Regions from separate parts of the Homo sapiens genome. Here region 2 is linked to region 1. A link is a loop called in an ENCODE intact Hi-C map of the cell type or tissue named here. Cell type or tissue: GM12878. All regions are shown on one strand.

Region 1 (8,000 bases):
ATAGAAAGTCTGTCAATATCACATTCTGCACCATCAACAATCAGGTGATCGGTCCTACTGGCGGGACGCCGGCCTGGGCATGTGCTTAGCAGACAGCAGGTAGGGCCAGATGGGTAACCCTACAGGGAAAGCAGTGGCTTTGGAATCGAAAGATTTGGGCCCAAGGCCAAGATCTGCTATTAAGGAGCTGTCCGACTTGGAGGAGTCATTTCACTTCTTTAGGCCTTAGGGTTTTTCCATTTACAAAATGACAGAGTTGCGTAGAAACCTCCGAGGTCCCTTCTAGCCCTAAAAGGACTCTTTATAAAATAACCAGCAAATTAGTCTAATGGCAGCATCATTGATACAGAATAAAAGTTCAGAATTGAACAGGAACCATAATTCCTGCCTGGTCCATGGCTCCATTGCTTTCCGACATGCATTACACAAGACCTCCCCTCTGGTCTGCCTCCCAGTCTACTTGCACCCTGACAGCTACACGATAAACATGATCATATGGAGTTCTTTGCTTCAATCCTTCCCATGGTCCCCATCACTATGTAGATGAGCCCAGACTCTTCAGGCCAGCCCAGGAAGCTCTTGGTCATCGGTTCCCACTCACCTGCCTGCTTCATTGTCTCATTGAAATACTAACTGCAAAATTGTTTTTCAAAATAAAAAAAAAAAAGGATAGGAACAGATTTGTTAAAGGACATAAAATTACAGCTAGACAGGATGAATAAATTCTAGTGTTCTAGATCACCAGAGGATGACTGTAATTAACAATAATACGTAGTTCCAAATAGCTAGAAGGATACTGAATATTCCAAACACAAAAAAATGATAAATGTTGCAGATGATGAACATCATTATGTATTCCATGAATATGTTCATTGTCAATTTCTTAAAAATTAAAAAAGAAAAATAGAGAAATATATAGCATTTTTAAAAATTAATGCATTAATAAGGGTTATTTGAATCCCTTAAACATACCCATCCTCTATTCTAGTGGCATATATATTGTCTTGCTATTTTAAGACAGTTCAATTTTAAAACACTGTACTCAGAGATTGGGGCCAAGCGGTTCTCAGCAGCAACAGTGAAAATTTTGTGGCTGGGTTAAAATATACTAAAGTGAATTCTTTTCACTTTCTAAGGTGAGTACAATATAAGTTAAAGCCTTCCCAAAAGAAATGGGCTTTCCAGAGGAAGTGAAGACAGAATATAAATAACATTCCCCACTCATTAAAAGAATGGTATTCAATGATGTTTACACATGTGGTTATCACTCTTTAAACTTAAGTCTAAATATACTTTTAAAGCTGTAGGTAAAGTAGTAATTTACTGAAGCCAAACCACAAAGAAATTTCAGGAATGCATCCAGGTTATATAATTCTATTCCCTGCTATATAAAGAGAATTCTAATAGCTTCTATTTTGGTCATCTATTCACCAGTTTTGACTTAGAACTGATTTTTGGAACATAAAATAATTTGAGAAATTAAGTTTCAGTTTAATTAAGTTTTTAGGTAAGAGGCAGAAATGTAAGCTCCCCACCACTGAACAGCAATTGTTACACAAGGGGTACCTGGCAAGGGGGCTTCTACCTGCCCCCAGAACTCTCCATCCTCTCCCTCTCATGTTTGGGAATTTTCTTGTCCTCTTGACACCTTTATTTACCTTCATTTCAGAAATTCTACACTAGCAGGAGTGACCCTGGCAAGAGAGGGAGGGGCAATGAGAAGAAAGGTTCAAGCAAGGGTCAATGAATGTTAGGAAAAAATCAGCTTCTGGCTGAGTGGTAGGGGGAGGGGTGGTGTTCCAGAACCTTCTGTGTACTTGAGGTGGAAGGAGGGCAATTGGACTAGCTTTTACAGAAGACTTGGGAGATGGAAGGAAACACATTAAAAAACGACATGAGAGCACAGGAGGTAGGAAAGACTAAATTATTCCAGGGAGCCATAAGACACCTAACTTAGCCGGAGCTGCGGCCTTGGTGGAAAACAGAAATACATTCTATCTAAAATTTAATAAATTCAGTATGTGCTTCTGATGCTGGAAAATAAAAATTCTAAGCAATCCAAGAAGATCATCTTTGAAGAACAATACCTTCTTAAGGGCCAGGGCAATATCCATAGATATTCACTCTCCTTTCCTGGAAAGAATAACAAGAATGAGAAAGCGCTCAGATTTTAAACAAGTAAGTGCCAAAATATAAATCTAATGGACTAAATGATAGCATTTATATGGCTAAGCCCTCATTCAGTAGGCTGGAAAATTTAAGCCAAGGAAATCTCTAATACATACAATAAAAAACAAAGAGAAGGAAAATAATAAAGAATCGCTTTCAAGAGGCCTAAAATCCACCTACTCGATTTCTAGGTGAAGATACATTAATATTAGTGGGGAGAAAATATCCTAAGCTAGAGAAGACTTCAGATAGTAAAGCTCAAAAATAAAAGGACCGATGACAAAAAGATAGTGGTGAAATTTTAGAACTAAGGATAAAGCAAAAAGTCCTATATGGTTCAAAGAGGTAAAAAGACACACACACACTCACACACACAATCAACTATGTCGTAAGTCTAACATCAGACTTATTGGCTACACTAGATTGTAGGTATCAGAGGTGCAATGCCTTCAAAGTTCAGAAACAATAATTTTGAATCTAGACTGAAATAATCAAGTGTGAAAGCAAAATCAGACATTTTCAAACATGCAATAACAGTGCTTACCATCTATGCATATTATACATCAAAAGTTACTCAAAGGGAGGAGCCTACCAAATGAAAAAAGGAATCTAAGGAAGAGGATGACATGAAATTAAAAAAGTAAAAAAAAAAACCCAAAAACAAACAAACAAACAAAAAACAGTAAAAGCTAAATATAACCCCAAAGCAGAGAAATGTCTATAAAGAAGTGAAGCTACTGGGAAAATCTCCTTCAAGTGGCAAAATTTCATGACCCACGATGGGAGTTCTTTCTCTATGGATCTAATTCTATTACTCGGCTCCGCAGTGAATAATATTTGCATAATGGCTTTAGGTTTTCAGAAGCCACTCAGAGACAAAACAAAAAACATATTCATAGTTTGGCTATAGAAATAAGAAATAAGTGTATTAACTGTGACACTGTAATAGGCAGAGTCTAGCTAATTGGGAGGTCATGAGTAGGGTGACAGACCCTCTTGGGACCAAGGGGGTTCCCGCATATGGGACTTTCAGAGCTAAAACTGGGAAAGTCCTGTGTAAACCAGGACTAGTTTGACATCTTAGTCATAGGGTAGAAGAAATGAATAAAGGATGCTAATGTCATTTTTCAGACCAAGGTTCAATAGATGCTTTAGAAAAGAAATAAGTTGGAGACAAGACAAATATAGCAACTGTTAGCAGTGACTGTACTTGAGGAATAAGTTTTTTATATTTGATTTCACCCTTTCCAAACTTTAGATTTTTAAAACAATACATCCACTTAGAGCACAATGGGTCAACTCTTATTCACAAGGTATCTAACTTCTAACAGAGAATATTTCAAAATGAGAACAACCTAGAACTCCAAACATGTGAAGCCAACTAAAAATAATTAAATAAGAGATTTTTATCTAAACTCTGATATGAAAGCAAGGGTATAAACAAACCAAGGAAAGGAAGGTCTGCTCTCCTGTCCAGGGGCCATGTCTGTACTCTTGTGAAGGATGAATGATCACAGAAAAGGACAAGAAGAAGACCCTAGTGAACCAAAAAACAGAAAAAAAAAAGGGACCAACTGAGCCACGTTAATTACAGTAATAAGCCATTTATATTCCACATTGCCACCACAGCTACTGCTGGAGAAACCAGAGTTCATCCACGTCAGAACGGCTCAAAAGACACAATGCTGTTTCTCTCTCCCTCTCAAAAGGTGTGGCTGTGTGTGTCATGTGTTACACTAGCTTTTTTTTTTAAAAAAAGTCATGAGTTACATACAATGATCTGGCCATTTTATGGCAAAACTGTTACTTATAGAAAAAATTCAAAATAGAGGTCTTTTCATGAGCATTAATACTTTGAAGTTTGTGTAATGACCCTGAAGAGGTATCTATAGATACAATGTTTTTTTCTTTAGAGAAAACTCAAGTCTTAGGTATGCTGACTCCACAGTTATTTGCACAGGAAGCCATTAACTTATCTGCAAATAGTAACTCACCATAAAGATAATAATTGTTTCATACCCTTCAACTCAAAAATGCCTCTGTTAACACCCAAAAGATACAATATTTATTTTAAATTCAAAATACAAAAAGCCCATAGTCCTGCTTTCTGTAAGCCACTAGTTACCAAGCATATAATCAACACCCATTATGAGTGTTGTACAGTGCATGAAACCAGGGGCCTTAATATATTTAACTGCTTGACGAGTCCTGGCCAGATCACTGCAATTCTATCAGGTTTCGTTTTTTTAAGATACACAGTGTTTTAAAAACATACCTGAAATCAGGATGTAGCTTATAATTAACATGAACATTTAACAGTTTATTTATGCTCCCTGAAAAGTTGTTAAATCAATTATCTTAAAAATCCAGAGTCTAGCAACTAAGAAAACCAAAAAATGCCACATACACAGCTCACTGGAAATGCATGTGATAATAACTAATATAATTGAACTTATGAAAATAATGTTTTATAAATGTGGCTCCAGGTAAGCTCAGATATTGTCCTATAAGTGAAGACAGCTGAGATTAGAAACATTAAGAAGAACAAAATTAGCTCAAAGTAGATGCTTGTTTCCCAATTGTTTTTAATTACAAATTACACTTAGTGTATCCACAAATTCCAAAACAAGAAACAACAGAACTACACTCCTAAAATGTCCACTCATGACTTTTCTATTTTTCATTTTAATTAGAAGACTATTAAGATTCCCATTCATTATCTCGGGGCATTAAAAACATTTCAATGTCATTTATCAAGAGCAAAATTTGCAGCACAGTCTCCACAACTCCAAAAACAAAATTTAAAAAGAAAAAAAGTCTGTGAAAGCTGCAATTTACTTGCTTGCCAGGAGGCTAATTGGAATGTGCTGGAGTAAAGGTAATGAAATGATGTAAAACATTTGTGTGAAAGTCAAAGCATTCTGTGATAAGCCCGTGAAGGGTAGGAACCATATCTGTCCCTCATTTTCATTTCCTTTGGTTCCTGGTGATAGCTCTATTGAATATTCAAATTAAACAGGTTTGAGAACTAATTATTTTTCCAGAAAAAGAGTCCCTTAACTACTTCAACACCTGGATTGTTTTAAGTTTCTACATCCCCCAAAAATGCTCCCAACTCTTCTTGGAAGAATAACATCCTGTAAATTCCTACCCACTCCTACTCTGAGGTCGGCTACAAACCACAGCCTTGTAACTTTTAGGCAAAGATGCTGGTGTCTGTATGAATCCACAAGCATGAAAATGATGACGTATCTCCAAGCATTTGTTCTGTTCTCTACAAAATCAAGATTTATTGTTCAATTGTTTTATTACTTCATTACTTTAATGGGTTTTCTTCCAGAATTAGGCTTAAAGCCTGGAATTGAAAATTAAATTTTTCCATATGTCTGAATTTAAACCATTGGCTCTAATAATGGGGAATCTATTTTTTCTTTCAGTTGAAATATTTTAGATGTTTATTTTTATTCACTTAATTCTTTACAAAAAATGCTTTATCCCAAAGCTGAGTTTCTGACCTCTATGCACTTTTCAAGTTAGTCTTGAGTGTGGTTTTCTTGTGGAAGTCAGTGTGGCACTGGATAACATACTGAGGGCATACTATGTGCCTCCTGAGCTTCCCATCCTTTTTCTCCCCAACTACTGCTTTAAAATTTCTCCAACTCCATCAAGCTCTCCTAGCCTACCCTAGGCCACATATTTTACTACATTCTCATATTATTTTCTACCTCCCATGTGGCTGCTTGATCACAGTTCTTTTTTTTTTCTTCTTCCTCTTTTTTTCTTTTTTTTTTTTGGGGGGGAGATCGAGTTTTGCTCTTGTTGGCCAGGCTGGAGTGCAATGGCTCGATCTCAGCTCACTGCAACCTCTGCCTCCTGGGTTCAAGTGATTCTCCTGCCTCAGCCTCCAGAGTAGCTGGGATTACAGGCACCTGCCACCACGCCCGGATTTTTTTTTGTTGTTGTTAGTAGAGACGGGGTTTCTCTATGTAGGTCAGGCTGGTCTCCAACTCCTGATCTCAGGTGATTCGCCTGCCTCGGCCTCCCAAAGTGCTGGGATTACAGGCCTGAGCCACCACGCCCAGCCTCAACTTCACTCTTTTTCCCCTCCTCCCTCAGGTACAGAAAAGGGACAGTCAGAACTGTGGAGGGGCAACCTGGTCACCAGCACTCTCCATCTCGGCCATTCACTGCTGCCTCCCATACATCCAAACTCACCCTCTGCACTGACTCTCAGCCTCCACGGAGGATGATACAATGGATCATTCCTAACAAGCTTCCCCTTTAGAGCCTACGCTCCCTCTCTCCTCCCCTCGGCCATTAGTATCTTCTGCCTCAACCAAATTGGTTTAGAATCACTGTTTCTGACCCTCTCCTTCCTCATCTCTGACCCCAGTCAGGCTTCTACCCTCTGCACCACCTCTGAGATGACTAAGGCCCCCATCGTCAGAGGCCCCTGCATCTTTATCTGCAGCTGCAGCCAAAGCCTCCAGACTTATGTTTCCCAGTGCCCAGAGAGCAGCTCCATGACAGGCTCTTGGCTAACCCTGCCCCAGCTAAAGCTCTGCACTCTGCCTGATTCCCACCAGCTTCACCTGCGACTCGGATAAGTCTCAGGATGCACAGGCCAGCAATACTGAGCTGCCTGGAATCAGCTCTGCCCAGACTCCCGCTTCCCTGCTGCCCTGGACTGGGGTCCTGCTCCCTGCTCTGCCTGCCAGGTCCTTCCAACCCATCTTTACCTGGTGACTCCTCTCACCCTGCGAGACCCACTTCCAGCATTCATGACTTCCGTCAGGACGGCATCCCTGAGCCGGCACTTCCAGATGACACTGTTGCCCTCCGATTAGACCTGTGGTTTCCTCAAGTGCAGAAATTGGGTCTCATCTTTGAAACCCAAGACCCACTGTCATTATTCAAAAATGTTTAACTGAATGATGAGTCCTCAAAGGAGAGCAAATCTGTTATTTGGTTGCTCCCAGACGTAAAGTGTGCTTTCAGCTTAGTAAAAGTAAACAAATGGGGCTTTTAAGAAAGCACTGCATAAGGTATTTTCACAGAACAGTTTTAAAAGCGAAACTACAGAAGTCATTAGCAAAATATCAGCTAAGTTAGAAAGGGGAAATTCAAATGAAATCATACTAGACATATATGCAAATTTTAGTCTTTGATCCTCAAGCTCGTTTCCCCAGAAACTTTTTGGCAAATTAAACCAGCGATTAGTGACATGTATCATTTCACGGCAGAAGGTCTTATAAAGTATTCTTTAAAACATCACTTGAAGTTAAAGTTCTCCTCAATTACCCATTCCTTGTCTTTTAACTATCAGTATCCTGTCACCAAGACTGCCCATGTAAGAATAGATGTTTGTGAAATTATTCTCTCCTTTGTTTTTTGCTCCTGAATAATGGCCCTAGGACATTTGTTACCAGCCTGCATGTGTTCCTGCCATCCTGTTGAGAACAGGGCATGGAGGAAGCGGGAGAGGCCAGGTAGAGGGGTATGGCCAATGCAGGCAACACTCGCCTGGGGGCCTCTCCAACCTGCCCACCTTGCCCAGGACCAAGGCCCAGGCCACCAAGTCTGACTGTCCTCCATAGACACCCAAGGCCCTGAGAGCAGCCCTAGGTGTGTCCGGTTGGCCAAGGCCGATGATAAAAGCAGACAAAAAGACAAACTTTGGAAGAAATCTTTACATTTACTTTTCAAGTTATAAAAATCACAACTCCCTACTGTTAAAAAAAGTCCAGAGAATAAAGAAAAGCAAGGAAAAACCATCACTTGTAAGCCAGAGACAATCGTGGCCCATACCCTGGTGATTTCTTCCAGCTTTG
Region 2 (8,000 bases), 86 kb before region 1:
TAAAGCCTCTAAGAAAAAAAAAGAAAAAAAAAACATAGGGGAGAAAAGCTTCATGACACTGGTCTTGGCAATGATTTTTTGGATGTGACACCAAAAGCACAGGCAACAACAGCAAAAAGCAAAAACAGACAAGTGAGACTACATCAAACTAGAAAGCTTCTGCACAGCAAAGGAAATCATCAACTGAGCAAGGAGATAACCTACAGAATGGGAGAAAATATTTGCAAACCATGCATCCAACAAGGCGTTAAAGCACATATTTGTACAAGAAGATCAAGAATGAGAAAAGATATTTTGCAAAAATATTTTCATTCAAACAGGAGGTGAGGGGTTGAACGAAGAGGAACAAAGATTCCTTCAAGCTGTAAAGTCAGATACTAAATACTCAGATAATTTACCGATTGATTCCTATATTAATTGCTATGGTATGAATGTCTGTGCCCTTCTCAAAATTCATATGTTGAAACTTACTCACCAAGGTGATGGTATTAGGAGGGGGGGCTGTTGGGAGATGATTAGGTCATGAGGGCTCTACCCTCATGAATGAGATTAATGCCCTTATAAAAGAGGACAGAGGGAGCTTGTTTGCTCCTTCTGCCATGTGAGGATACACAGGAGGGCACCATCTAGGAGGAACAGGCCCTCACCAGACACACAATCTGTTGGCGCCTTGATCCTGGACTTCCCACTCTCTGGAACTGTGAGCAATCAATTTCTGTTCCTTGTAAGTCACCCAGTTTAAGCTATTTTGTTACAGCAGCATAAATGGACTAAGACACTAGTCAATGGAAACTAAGAGGTATAATGGCTACCTCAGTTGAGTAGGGATTAAGCATCTACTTAAGGCAGCTAATGCATTAGATAAATTGCCTTAGCTAAGGGGTGTCTCTGGAGCAGTCTGGTGAAAAAGAACCTAAAGAAATTCCCTAGGCCAGGCGCGGTGGCCCATGCCTATAATCCTGGCACTTTGGAAGGCAGAGGCAGGTGAATCACCTGAGGTCAGGAGTTTGAGACCAGCCTGGCCAACATGATGAAACCCCCGTCTCTACTAAAAATACAAAAATTAGCCAGGCGTAGTGGCAGGTGCATGTAATCCCAGCTACTTGGGAGGCTGAGGCAGGAGAATCACTTGAACCTGGGGAGTGGAGGTTGCAGTGAGCCGAGATCACACCACTTCACTCCAGCCTGGGTGACAGACTGAAACTCCATCTCAAAAAAAAAAAAAAAAAAAGAAAAAGAAAAAAGAAAAGAAAGAAATTCTCTAAAGGCTTTTTATGCAAATGCAGCTGTTTTTACTTTTGTTGTATGCTTTTTTTGTGTGTGGTGACTTAGTGTGGGGGATGAAGGAAATTATTTGGGGCACCCAGAACCATCCACTGTGTTACCACTCAGAGAGGGACTGTTAGTTGTCTACCAAAATCCACTCTACCCTTTTCTTTAGTGATGGAGTTTTCACTGAGCACATTTCCCAGCCTCCTCTGCCTTTAGATATTGGCCATGTGGTCAAGTTCTCACCAGTAGAAACGATATATGCCCCTTTGGGAGTCTATTTCTCAAGACATTAGATTTTATTACTCCACATTCTTTCCTCTTCATGCTGGAACCCAGATGTGGCAGAAACCTTGCCTCCACTCTAAGAAGGATACCAGTGCCCTAGGGTATGGCAGAGCACAAAGACAGGCAAAACCTTGCAGTCACTGGTGCTAGACATGCCCTGAGGCACCACATTTAAAAGTCTGGTTATCCTGACTCTGCCACACCACAGAAACCACATGATGAGACCGCAGTGATACACAGAGGGATGCCCAAGGAACCCTGGCTGTTACAGCCCCTGCTGTGTTTCCAGCCAAGACATTGGACATGTGGATGAGAAGCCTTTCAGATGACCCCAGCCCTGTCATGTCTGAGTACAATTTTATGACGGTCCCCAAGCCAGAATCACCTAGCACAGCCTTTCCTGAATTCTTGCCTCACAGAACCCTTGAGCTATTATAAATGTTTGTTGTTTCAAGCCATTAGGTTCCAGTGTGATTGGTTAAGCAATAAGAGAGAACCCAAACAGTCTCTATTATAACAGGTGAGCCTTATTATGATACAGCTGCTACAATTCTATGTCAAAATTATCCTTAAAAAGCCCCCAAAACCAACCTCAATGCTCTTTCATGTGTCTCATTACTTTTTGAAAACTGTATAGATGGGGAAAAAAAAGCAGAGATTATATAACATCATGCTCAAAGTTGAACTATGAATCAGAGACTAGATTTTCTAACTTCTAGTCCATCCTTCCTTGTACTCATAAAATAGTAGGGTAGAAAAGGAACTTAGAGATCAGGAAATGAAGGACTCAACATAAGCTGCTTGTCTAAAGCACATGGTACCATATGCCAAAAGGGACTACACAGTGTGTGGCTATGTGTGCACAGGAATGCATATATCCACAACCCTCTGTATAAACACATTTCAGAGAACCAACCGGAAATTAAATTATGTCCTAATACTCCCTTTTGGTCAGAGGATTTGCATGTTTGCCCTGGCTCTGCACCCCCCGGGGTTTGTACTGATCTTTGCATCTCTGGTTTCCTTGTATGTGAGGCAGCTGGACTAGGTGACTTCTCCAAGTCTCATCCAATCTTTGGGCCATGACTCCAATCCTGAAAACCCAGCAAACCACTGGCTGTCACGACTGCACGGCCTCTTCCCAGCTGGAGGCACAGCACAAGCAGTGGCCCTCTAATAGCAGTTTCTTCTACATCCTACGAATGCCAGGTCTTGGATGATGAAAAACTGTGTATCACCGAGTTTTTCAAAGGCTAAAAAAATCTCTATTTGTAATTTAGATTAAATAATAATCTATGCTCCAGCTTTGCTTTGAACAGTACCTTCCTGTTAGTGTAAAATTATCAGTCTCAAGGCAGTAACTAAACAGTGATGGTTATATATACAAGCTCCATCTGTATGGAACGCACTCAGTTCCAAAACATCCCTGCACAGCTGGGAGGGAGGCACCAAGAGAAATAACATTTTCTTAAAGAAAAAGGAGGAGGAAGAAGAGGCAAATTCCAAGTGACTAACAATAGCACTCCAAACAAATAAATCCATGAAGTACATTAGACATGTTCTTTTAAAAAAGGAGGAAGAGGCAGGGCGCAGTGGCTCACGCCTGTAATCCCAGCACTTTGGGAGCCCAAGGCGGGCGGATCACAAGGTCAGGAGTTTGAGACCAGCCTGGCTAACATGGTGAAACCCTGTCTCTACTAAAAATACAAAAATTAGCCGGGCATGGTGGCGCGTGCCTGTAATCCCAGCTACTCAGGAAACTATGGCAGGAGAATCGCTTGAACCCAGGAAGTGGAGGTTGCAGTGAGCCAAGATCGTGCCACTGCACTCCAGCCTGGGTGACAGAGCGAGACTCAGTCTCAAAAAAAAAAAAAAAAAAAAAAGAAAAGAAAAAGAAAAAAGAAAAGGAGGCAGAGAAATTAAAGTGACTAGTAACAGAGATCCAAGTAAATAAAGCCATTTAGAAGGTACAATGTAAAATGATTAAATGTCACGTCTTCTCAAATCTTTAAAAGTATAGAAAATGGTCATAATATACAGTGAGTAAAATGGGTAGTTTAAAAAACATATAATACGATCCTAATTTTGAATTTAAAATGCGGCTTCTTTATTGTCTACATTAGAAATAGATTGAAGGAATATATAATAAAATGTTAACATCGGTTTTACTGAGTAAAACGAATAATTTTGTTCCTTTCATATTTCTCTGTAAATATCTCTTCTTCAATAGCTGTATTACTTTTATAATCTGAAAAAGTTATTTAAGGAAATTAAAATCACAATGTCAATTGGTGTCAGATATCTAAATATTTTAAATTAAAATAATTTTTATATTCAATATGTGATTAAGGAATGCTGAATATAAATATCTTTCAAAATGCATCATTAAATTCAAATAATGAAGCCAAATGAAATCAGATTCCAATGGACAACGGCATTGAATACAATCCACGCCTCCTTTGCCCCAATCATTGTTCCTCACAAAAGTGTTTCTTACCGAGAAACACTCAAAATGGAAACTGCATTTTCTTAGGCAACTTTGGTTGCCACTAGACTCAGACTAAACTTCATCACTGCAGTTGCTAAGCATACATTTGCAAACATTTATTTTGTTCCTCCAACTTTGACTGCATATGAACCTCAAAAAGAAAGCATATGAAAATGTTGGGCATTCGGCGCGTGACAACTGAGGATTTTAGAGTTCTCCCCAGAGTCAGATACATCAGCTCTCTAGATATTTCAACCTCACTTTAAGGAAAGAGCAAAATCAGATGAAACTAAGACAAAAACTATTGAAGACAGGCTGCAGTTCAGATGGAGGGGGAGAAAAAAATCATCTTCCAGACTTCAGTCTATCGCATTTGTAACAGAGAGTTTTCCTTGATCCAGCCAAGCTTCCGTCCCTGCACACTTGTGAAGAAAGCCCCCCCTGCGACCCCTTCTCACCTCGGTGGACCTCTCTGGCTGCTCCCAGAGGGAAGGAGCGTTTGTTCCTGCATCCTTTCTTTGGGGACACTCACATTAGCACCTACCTCTGCTCCACTCAGGCTTAAGCACATCGTCTGCCTTCAGCTGATGCAGTGACCTCAGTCAGGTAAAAGAAACAGCCTTTGCTAGTCTGTGCAGCGCCTTCCGTAGAAATATTGCATGAGTCAGCTTTTATCTCCCAAACCCAACACACAAAGGCTTTACAAAAACCTGATTTGCAACTTTCTCACTGCCTTTTTCCCCCTAGTGTGCAGACCACAGACTTCAGCATCACTAAGAGCCTTAAATGAAACATGACATCATTCAATTGAGAAACAGGACAATAGACACCACTGTGGGTAACTCGAAAATGCACACTTCACTGAGCAACACCCTACCACTTCCATTCTTTTGTGAACATCAAATACAACCCACACTCGCCCAAAGCTGCTGGGTTTCACCTTCCTGGCTCTGGCCACAGTTCTCATTAAACTCCATAAAATAAGCAAGATCTTTGGAGCTCTGAAATTTTTAAGTTCACTTCCTGAATCATGGGCTTGTTTCAAAGTAAAGGGACACATCTTTTCACTTTCAAAGTAAACGGACACATCTTTAAACTGAAGTTTTAAAATGCAGGTTGGGGTGGGGGTGGGGTGTGAATAACAGCCAGTGGAAGGCAGTTTGGATAATTAGTTTCTGTTAACAAGACACTTGATAGAATTTTAGGTGAACAAAGTTTAAGGAGAAAACATTTAAGGCTGACATTTAAAAAACATTTAAAAAGCGTATCTGAAGACAAATACCTAAAATTGGTATGTACATGCATTTCTTTGGAGAACAGTTAAGTTCTGTGATTATATATTCATAAATACTAAGTAGTAAAGACAGAATGATCTAGTATTCATACAATACTTTAGTAAGTGAGACCTTCCAATTATTTTGGGTTTTTGATTTCTCTAAGACCACCAGTCCTTCTTAAAATGCTATATCTATTTTTATAGAAAGATTCAGAAGGCGTATATTTGACAAAGATCTTGAGTTCTTTAAACGAAGGTCTCCAGAAGCACAAAAATGCTATTGAAAACTGATACCACTGCACTGTGGAACTCAAATTCAAAATATGGATTATGTCTTTGCATAGACATCTAAAACTGAACTATTTCAAAGGATGAAAACCCTTTAAATAGAAGTTCCATTTAAAGCATTCATTTGTGGTTATGGAAAACACCACTAGCAGATCATTCTTAACATAGCTATTTCTGTCATGCCTATTAAGTGATTTTAAACTAACAACATAATAGGATAATTTGTTTTAATGCTGATTTCCTTTCAAATCAGGCTGAACCTACACATGGCTATTTAAATAAGTGATTTTTAAAGGAAATAGTTCAGAAGACAACTTGTTGGAATTTCTCACAAAATTCACCAGTTTGATGGAAATCAGTAAATCCAGCATGCTGAGAAGGCAGTTTGAGAGGCAGGGTCCTCCCTGGGCTGTGGAGACTCTTCATCCTCTATTCTGGCCTCCACAGCAACCCCTGTGGCTTCCCACATCATGTCTGTGTCTCCCATACCAGTGCCTAAGCTGGGCTCTTCCCTCCTGCTCAACGAAGAGCCAGCTCACATCAAGCTCCCGTTTGATCTGCTACAACCACTCCAACCCACAGCTCTTTCCATTACTTTAACAGCTGTTTATTACACTTAGAGTAAGGATCATGTGGTCTCATATTTAATCGTTTTCTAAGTGTCTCACTCCTACCCTGCATGGTAGCTGTTGGGGGCAGGGAACCTTCCTATACCATAGATTTGATATTCTCGAGGCAGACACAAAGCTCTAAACTCTTAGATGGGATAAAATACACAGAGGTTCTAGGCTTCCTAATGACTCATCCATCGTGCACAGCCTCAGATCACAACACAGCTACTTTTAACTTCCAATAAAATTACATTGTACTTGGATTTTTTTTTTTGCTTTTTGCCAAGAAACATGTTTCTAAAGTGCTATTTCTGAGAGATTCCATGTATGTTAAACGTAAACAAAGACAGCAAAGTTGCTGTGTGTGTGGATGGTGGGCAGTTTGCTAAGCTTACCCACCAGAAAAGTGACAGTCCTGAAGGACAGCTTTGAAGTGACAGCGGGGGCCATATTGGGTCCTATGGGACAGTCATTTATTAGTTCATCCGCGGTTTCTGCTTTAGCAAAATCATCAACTTGTGTAAGTAAAGACCTCTCCTATAACTTGCAAATAAGTGAAAGCACCTAAACTGCATCTACAAATATCAAAGATTTAAAGTATGTTGAATTTCATTTTTTAAATATTAAGCTTTTTCAGAGCAGGGAATACACACACACACAAACACATTTTTTTTTTTTTGCCTTTATATTGATCCTAGTACCAAGTATTTGCTTGAATAAATTAACCAATGGATAGCGCATGAGGCCTGGGGAGGGATAATACATTCACATACTAGCAGGAAGGAAAAGAAAAGGGAAGAAAGGCCAGGCGCGGTGGCTTACGCCTATAATCCCAGCACTTTGGGAAGCCAAGGCAGGTGGATCACGAGGTCAGAAGTTCGAGACTAGCCTGACCAACATGATGAAACCTCGTCTCTACTAAAAACACAAAAATTAGCCAGACGTGGTGGTGCATGCCTATAATCCCAGCTACTCGGGAGGCTGAGGCAGGAGAATCACTTGAACCAGGGAGGTGGAGGTTGTAGTGAGCCGAGATCGTGCCTCTGCACTCCAGTCTGGGTGACAGAGTGACACTCTGTCTCAAAAAAAAAAAAAAAAAAGTAAAGGGAAGAAACACCTCCATTTATTGAGCAATGGTCCAGGTTCTTTCACACCTGAGAGCAGAGGCGCCTTCTACACTTCAGTATTTTCTTAAGACCCTGGTTTCTCCCCATTTAGCTCTGCAGTGGTTCTGCGTTCCAGTGCTCCCCACCACATATTCCACATGCTGGACACACTGAACCGTTAACATTTCTTGGAGGTGCGCTGCTGGTTTGCCACCAGGCTTTTGTTCATGCAGGGAAAATGAACAATCTTAAGACACACAAAAGGCACAGATGCTGGTATCCTTGCCACTTTTTGCTGTATAATTTATTTGCCCATACTAACACTGGGTGAAAAGATTATTTTTGCTCAGCAACATTTAATTTTTTATCTAATTAATTTATTTTTTTGAGACAGAATCTCGCTCTGTCACCCAGCCTGGATGCAGTGTCACTATCTCGGCCTACTGCAACCTCTGCCTCCCAGGTTCAAGCGATCCTGCCACCTCAGCCTCCTGAGTAGCTGGGACTACAGGTGTGCACCACCACACCCAGCTAATTTTTTTGTATTTTTAGTACAGACAGGGTTTCCCCATATTGTCGAGGCGGGTCTCCAACTCCTGATCTCAGGTGATCTGCCCTCCTCGGCCTCCCAAAGTGCTGGGATTACAGGTGTGAGCCACTGTGCCTAGCCCAAA

What was found. Hi-C counts contacts between places; a loop is a spot of excess contacts. Peaks named below come from ENCODE experiments on the same cell type or tissue, not always from the same donor. Only the 100,000 strongest peaks of a DNase experiment are listed, where the experiment ranks them.
Region 2: it touches region 1 in a loop (5-fold over the local background); 3 of 110 quality-filtered maps call a loop at or near these places.

The regions. Positions count from the first base shown.
Region 1 is chr6:150,632,213-150,640,212 of GRCh38, reverse strand. The region is part of intron 1 of PLEKHG1 (pleckstrin homology and RhoGEF domain containing G1); the gene reads right to left. Among named protein-coding and RNA genes, the nearest start is that of PLEKHG1, 36 kb to the right of the region's middle. RefSeq lists enhancers at 3,100-3,319, 6,685-6,734, 6,765-6,894. In GM12878, no CTCF peak of the experiment used is centred here; DNase peaks (open chromatin) are centred at 3,182 and 7,231; H3K4me3 peaks cover 5,105 bases; H3K27ac peaks cover 6,397 bases.
Region 2 is chr6:150,717,790-150,725,789 of GRCh38, reverse strand. All of the region lies in intron 2 of PLEKHG1 (pleckstrin homology and RhoGEF domain containing G1), which reads right to left. Among named protein-coding and RNA genes, the nearest start is that of PLEKHG1, 120 kb to the right of the region's middle. RefSeq lists an enhancer at 7,434-8,000. In GM12878, no CTCF peak of the experiment used is centred here; DNase peaks (open chromatin) are centred at 1,440 and 4,819; H3K4me3 peaks cover 584 bases; H3K27ac peaks cover 342 bases.